2 separate regions of the Homo sapiens genome follow, and region 1 is linked to region 2. The links are chromatin contacts, found by Hi-C or POLR2A ChIA-PET in ENCODE. All regions are on one chromosome and are shown on one strand. Each heading gives the region's core, a stretch centred on a gene start or an enhancer-like site at or near the end of the contact. The rest is flanking DNA. Distances are from core to core; before and after follow the strand shown.

What was found. Hi-C counts contacts between places; a loop is a spot of excess contacts on that map. ChIA-PET counts read pairs that join two places held with the same protein, here RNA polymerase II (POLR2A). Pooled maps may share reads with other maps.
Region 1: a loop to region 2 is called in a map of B cell, with 5 times the contacts of the local background. The contact joins the promoter of MOSPD3 here to the promoter of COPS6 in region 2. A Hi-C loop is called at or near these places in 1 of 168 maps with a recorded cell type or tissue (B cell) and 6 of 50 pooled maps. POLR2A ChIA-PET finds 5 or more read pairs at or near these places in 1 of 52 experiments (A549).

The regions. Positions count from the first base shown.
Region 1 is chr7:100,611,094-100,614,169 of GRCh38, forward strand. MOSPD3 (motile sperm domain containing 3) reads left to right here and starts at 1,447. Exons shown (of 5, transcript NM_023948.5): 1 at 1,447-1,903; 2 at 2,101-2,176; 3 at 2,384-2,613. The coding sequence starts at 1,699. RefSeq lists an enhancer at 1,040-1,309 and a silencer at 1,430-1,489.
Region 2 is chr7:100,087,091-100,090,312 of GRCh38, forward strand. It overlaps COPS6 (COP9 signalosome subunit 6), which reads left to right and starts at 1,879. Exons shown (of 10, transcript NM_006833.5): 1 at 1,879-1,976; 2 at 2,200-2,325; 3 at 2,525-2,656. The coding sequence starts at 1,901. RefSeq lists enhancers at 1-692, 2,079-2,770, 2,277-3,222 and a silencer at 1,739-1,928.

The sequences.
Region 1 (3,076 bases), core at 197-2,696, 520 kb after region 2:
TTACTCAAACAACATGGGTTTGAAATCAGCAAATCTTAATTCCCTGTGCAAATGTGAGTGATTTCCCACGTCCCTCACAGGAAGGTGAGAAACAGGAGGCAAGACTTAGTCTGGAGTCCCAGATGGGAGGAACCTCCAACCCATAGAAAACAGACTTTGAGCCTGGGGAAGGAACAGTGGCTCTCATGCACTTTGGGAGGCTTAAGTGGGAGGATCGCTTGGGCCCAGGAGTTCGAGAACAGCCTGCAGAACATAGCGAGATCGTCTCTACAAAAAATTACAAAAAGCCAGGCATGGTGATGCACGCCTGTAATCCCAGCTACTCGGGAGGCTGAGGCAGGAGAATCGCTTGAACCCAGGAGTTGGAGGCTGCAGTGAGCAATGATAGCGCCACTGCACTCCAGCCTGGGCGACAGAGTGAGACTCTGTCTCTAAAAAAGCAAAAAAGAGGGCGGGCACGGTGGCTCACGCCTGTAATTACAGGACTTTGGGAGGCTGAGGCAAGTGGATCGCCTGAGGTCAGGAGTTCGAGACCAGCCTGACCAACATGGTGAAACCCCGTCTCTACTAAAAATACAAAGAATTACCCGGGCGTGATGGCGCACGCCTATAATCCCAGCTACTCGGGAGGCTGAGACAGGAGAATCGCTTGAACCCTGGAGGCGGTGGTTGCAGTGAGCCGAGATCGTGCCATTGCACTCCAGCCTGGGTGACAGAGCGAGACTTCGTCTCAAAAAAAAAAAAAAAAAAGCAAAGAAAACAGGCTTGGTTCCTGCAGAGGCTTCTAGAGCCTGGAATGAAGAGGAGGAAAAGGGCTTCCCGGTGGGAGATTGACTTGGACCATCTCAAGAATAGGGAGGAAAGAACAAAGCCCAGTTCGAAACCCCGCCCCCGGTTCTCTGAGTTACTTCAGGGCTCGAGTTCGAGCCAGTACAACTGTTACGTCACCGGAATCCAGCCAATCGCAGACGACAGAAGGAGGGCGTTGTTTGGTCTTTCAGCACACCAATCGGCGTATAGTTACGGCAGAAACAAAGACGTCCTAGCCAATGACAGAGGCCGTACGGCGGAAGTATAGAAAAGGACTCTCTGGAACATGGCAACATTAATCTGACCACAAGCTGACTGGCAGGTGCTTTAACCACAAGGTGGGCATCCTAACGCGAGCGACCGTTTTGAGGCAGAAGCCCGATGGGGCCCGTGTCCGAGCTTAGGGAGGGGCCGGAGACGCAAACACAGGTCTCCCAGGAAGCAGGCGGCGTCACAGGTCGCTCTGCAGGCGCCCGCTGCAGCGGGCGGAGTCTGGCTGGAGAGAGGAGGCGGGCGTCCGGGAACGCCCGGAAGGGGCGAGGCCAGCGGCGGGGCGGGGCTTATGGAGATCGTGAGCTGGGCGTGAGGAGAAGGCCGGGTTGGGAGCTGCGAGGGGCCGGGTTTAGCGGGGTGGGCGTGGCCGTCGAGGTGGGGCTCGGCGGGTCCGAAGGAACCTGGGGCAGAGCTGGAAGAGGAAAGGTCTTGGGGGCCCTGGGCCTGGGTCTGCGGGAGCCCCATCTAGCGGGGTTCCAAGGCGGCGGCGGCATCAGTCGAGGCCCTGCTCCGGGAGCTCATCTTGTCCCCTTTCGCCCCTCACGCCCCCCAGCTCTGACTCCAGGCCCTGTCCCCTGAGCTCTGCCCTCGGATGTCCGACCGCCCAGAGCCTGCATGCGCCGTGGGGCGCCCCAGGACCAGGAGCTGGTGGGTCCGGGGCCCCCTGGGCGGGGGTCCCGGGGCGCCCCTCCTCCCTTGGGACCCGTTGTCCCGGTCCTGGTCTTTCCCCCGGATCTAGTATTCAGGGCGGACCAGCGGAGCGGACCCCGACAGCTGCTGACCCTCTATAACCCCACAGGAACTGCGCTTCGCTTCCGAGGTAAAGGGATCGGCGCCTCGTGGGGGCTGGTGGCCGGACACTGGGGGGTTGTGTTGGCTGGAGGAGTCAGATGGGTAGGGTTGCACGTCCAGCTTTGGTGGACTGGGAAAGTCATGTCCAGCCTCCGGGGCAGAAGGCAGAGGGGACTTAAATGACCCACATGGCAGGGCTTGTCTGTGTGTGTCTCTATCCCCCAGTCCTGTGCACAGCACCTGCCAAATACACGGTGTTTGACGCAGAGGGATATGTGAAGCCCCAGTCTTGCATTGACATGTGAGTGAGCTGGGAGGGTGGGGAGGCTTGTGGAAGCCAGGGGTCGCTGCCACCTGTTGTCTGAGGTCTGAGACCTTGCCCCCTTTAACCTATTTGCCCTATCCTCTGCCTGTGCCCCTAAGGGAGAGACTTCTGGGGGGAGGCCCAGATTTCCTTGGATTACTGCCTCATTCACCCCAATGGGCTTCTCTCCTACCTTGGGACCAGTGTGATTCGCCATGTGGCACCCATTCCCAGCCACTATGATGTCCAGGACCGCTTCCGCATTGAGCTGTCTGAGGAAGGAGCTGAGGGCCGAGTGGTGGGACGCAAGGACATTACCTCCATTCTGAGAGCCCCAGCGTACCCCCTTGAGCTTCAGGGACAGCCAGATCCAGCGCCTCGCCCAGGGCCTCCTGCTGGGACACCACCACCCACGGCCAGACACTTCCAGGAGCGTGAGTTGGGAGACTGGGATCTTGAGTTCTGTAGGGAGGGAGGAACTAGCATTTCCCTAGAGATGAGATAAATTGGATTTGAAGAAGTCTCCTGGTTCAGTCTTTTGTCTTTTGGTGGAAACATTCCTCCGAGTTGAGATTTTATATCAGGTGAGGGGGAAAAGACTTACAGCTTCCCTGGTTTCTGACTTCTACTTAGAGGAAAAAGTTCTTCCTTGACTGTAACCGCAGTACTTCCTATCATGTGGTAGCTCAGTTCAGTTCAATAAGAAACCTGTATTGAGCAATTAACCCTGTACCAAGTTGTGTGCTGGGTATGAGATCAAGAGAGGTCCCTGCCTGTCGGATAGGTCCACAGAAGAGAGAAAATGAATGCTGAGGGACTGGAGGAGAGAGTTCTTGTGGTGGTGGGGACAGAGGCTGTAGGAAGGAGAGGACACTTGCAGTGTACCCCTGGAGGGCA
Region 2 (3,222 bases), core at 629-3,128:
TTCCTGGTCTCTTCCTTGTTCTATAATTGGGAAGATAAGCTTGTAATCAACATTGTCAGTATGAGATTTCACAGAACTCGGATTAGGGCTGGTTTATAGGGGGAATGTTTATGCTGAAAGATTCAGAGGCTAATGAGGAATTTCCTGGCAAGCAATTTGTGAGGAAGACCATCTGGGGAGGTATATGCCTTTTGCCATTGTAGGAGCCTGGCTTATGTATGAGGCTATGACACAGGGTTGTGGAATTACAGCTATCTGGGAACAAAAAGGAAGGGAGTTTTGACTCACTTCCCAAGCATAAATTTCCTCGGCATGCCTCTACCATACCCAGCGAATTTTGTTTCCATGTTTTGTTGAAACAAGGTGTCACCATGTTGCCAAGGCTGGTCTCAAACTCCTGGGTTCAAGTGATCCTCCAACCTTGGCCTCCCAAAGTGCTAGGATTACAGGCGTGAGTCACCATGCCTGGCCTTGTGGAGTTATCTTCTTTCTTTCTTTCTTTCTTTCTTTTTTTTTTTTTTTTGAGATGGAGTCTCACTTTGTCTTGCCCGGGCTGGAGTGCAGTGGCGCGATCGCAGCTCACTGCAGCTTCCACCTCCCGGGTTCAAGCAATTCTCCTGCCTCAGGCTCCTGAGTAGCTGGGATTACAGGCGCCTGCCACCACGCCTGGCTAATTTTTGTATTTTTAGTAGAGATGGGGTTTCACCATGTTGGCTAGGCTCGTCTCAAACTGCTGACCTCAAGTGATTGTCTGGCCTCGGTCTCCCAAAATGCTGGTATTACAGGTGTGAGCCACCATGCCTGGCCTTGTGGGGTTATTTTCGAAAGTCCTTGAGATAATTCCTATCTCAGACATGCAAGCATGAGACCTTCTCCTTGGTGTTCTCATGGCTCCAATTTGTTTGGACCTGACAATGTGATTTTGTCCTGGTATCTGCAACTTTCACAAGATGGAGCAACTAACTCAACACCAGATTCCACCCCTAATTATTCCTTCATTCACTCAAAAAGTATCTAGGCTCCAATGTGTCAGGCACCGTGTTGGTCACAGGGGATACCATGATGAACAAGAGAAGGAACCACAGGCTTTTGAATGGGAAACTAAAGCATGTGAAAAACACACGGAGAGCTGGGTGCGGTGGCTCATGCCTGTAATCCCAGTGCTTTGGGAGGCTGAGGATGGAGGATCTCTTCTGCCCGGGAGTTGGAGACCAGCCTGGACAACCTAGTGAGACCCCCGTCTCTATCAAAATAAAAACAAATAATAAAATTAGCTGGGTGCGGTGGGGTGCGCCTGTAGTCCCAGCTACTCGGGAGGCTGAACTGGGAGGATCACTTGAGCCCAGGAGTTTGAGGGTGCAGTGAGCTGACATCAGGCCACTGCACTCCAGCCTGGGCGACAGAGCGAGACCCTGTCTCAAACAAAACAAAACAAACCACCACCACCACCAGACATGAGGGCCAGTGCAGCTGAAGCCTGAAGATCAAGGGCTAGAAGAGGCCAGGCCGGGGCCAGATCAGGCAGGGCCTTGCAGGTTGTGGTTAGTTGTTTGGATTTTATTGTGAGGGAAATAACACGACATGTCATTCCTTCTGCAACAGCCTTAAGAACTAGGCGTTCTTATCCCAATTTCACAGACGAGGACGATCAAGTCGTTAATTTGTCAAAGGTCACCCGCAGGCGACAGGCGGGGACAGGGTCTGGGAAAACCCGCTAGGCACCGAGGCCCAGAGGGCGTCGGGCGTCCCCGCACCGAGTGCCGCCCGCCGCGACCCGGGAACTGCCTGCTCCCCGGACGCCAGGCCCGCCGCACGCCGCGGGGACACCGAACATGCGCCGCTCGCCTTACGGAAGCCGGGAAGGAAGGGGGCGGGGCCGAGGCTGGCGGGCGCGGGGAAAATGGCGGCGGCGGCGGCGGCGGCTGCAGCTACGAACGGGACCGGAGGAAGCAGCGGGATGGAGGTGGATGCAGCAGGTAACGGGCCGTGCGGGGGTGGCTTCCGGAGACCTCCTTCAGGGGTTCGTTGAGGCCTCCCTGTGCTCCCGGGAGAAGGGAGGAGGGCGGAGCAGCAACATCTTTCCCTGGGATAAGTTACGGGAGGAAAGTGTGGCCCGGGCTCCGCCGTCCCCCACTGCCATCTCCAGGGAAGAACGTGGGGCCCGGACTCTCACCCTCTCTCCTTTCCCTCCACCCTTAGTAGTCCCCAGCGTGATGGCCTGCGGAGTGACTGGGAGTGTTTCCGTCGCTCTCCATCCCCTTGTCATTCTCAACATCTCAGACCACTGGATCCGCATGCGCTCCCAGGAGGGGCGGCCTGTGCAGGGTGAGTGTTGGGCATAGACTCCAGTCTCTTCTCCTTGCTCACCTCCCCCAGGCAGTGGTCTTTTCCCCTTCCTCTACTGGAGCCAATTCCCCCTCCCCCAAATCATCGTTTCCCCAATACATGGTTCCCACTGATCTCAGACCCTCAGGTCATAGAAGTTTCTTTACCCTCACCTTTTCCATGTCATTCTCTTTCCCAGTGATTGGGGCTCTGATTGGCAAGCAGGAGGGCCGAAATATCGAGGTGATGAACTCCTTTGAGCTGCTGTCCCACACCGTGGAAGAGAAGATTATCATTGACAAGGAATATTATTACACCAAGGAGGAGCAGTGTGAGAGTGGAATAGATGTGGGGAAGAGGAGTGGGAGTTAAAAAAAAAATGTACAGGGTGGGGAAGATGGAGAGGGTTGGAAAGAAACAGGAGAGGAGACCAAGAACAGGGGAGAAAAAGTGAAGAGTAGCTGGAGAGATCTCAGAAAAAGAAAACGTTCAGAGTTCTTTCTCAAAAGAAAGCAAAGGATGAGAGGAGACAGGATAGAAGGGAGTAGTTATTCTAAACTGAGCCAGGATTTGAGGAGGGAGGAGAGAAGCTGGTGAAAATACACCAGGAGCTTCACATTGAGGAAGGATGGTTTAAAGAATTACTATGTCAGGCCGGGCTCAGTGACTCATGCCTCTAATCCCAGCACTTTGGGAGGCCGAGGTGGGTGGATCATGAGGTCAGGAGTTCAAGACCAGCCTGGCAAACATAGTGAAACCCCACCTCTACTAAAAATACAAAAATTAGTCTGGCATGGTGGTGCGTGCCTGTAGTCCCAGCTACGCGGGATGCTGAGGCAGGAGAATTGCTTGAACCTGGGAGGCGGAGGTTGTGGTGAGCTGAGATCATGCCACTGC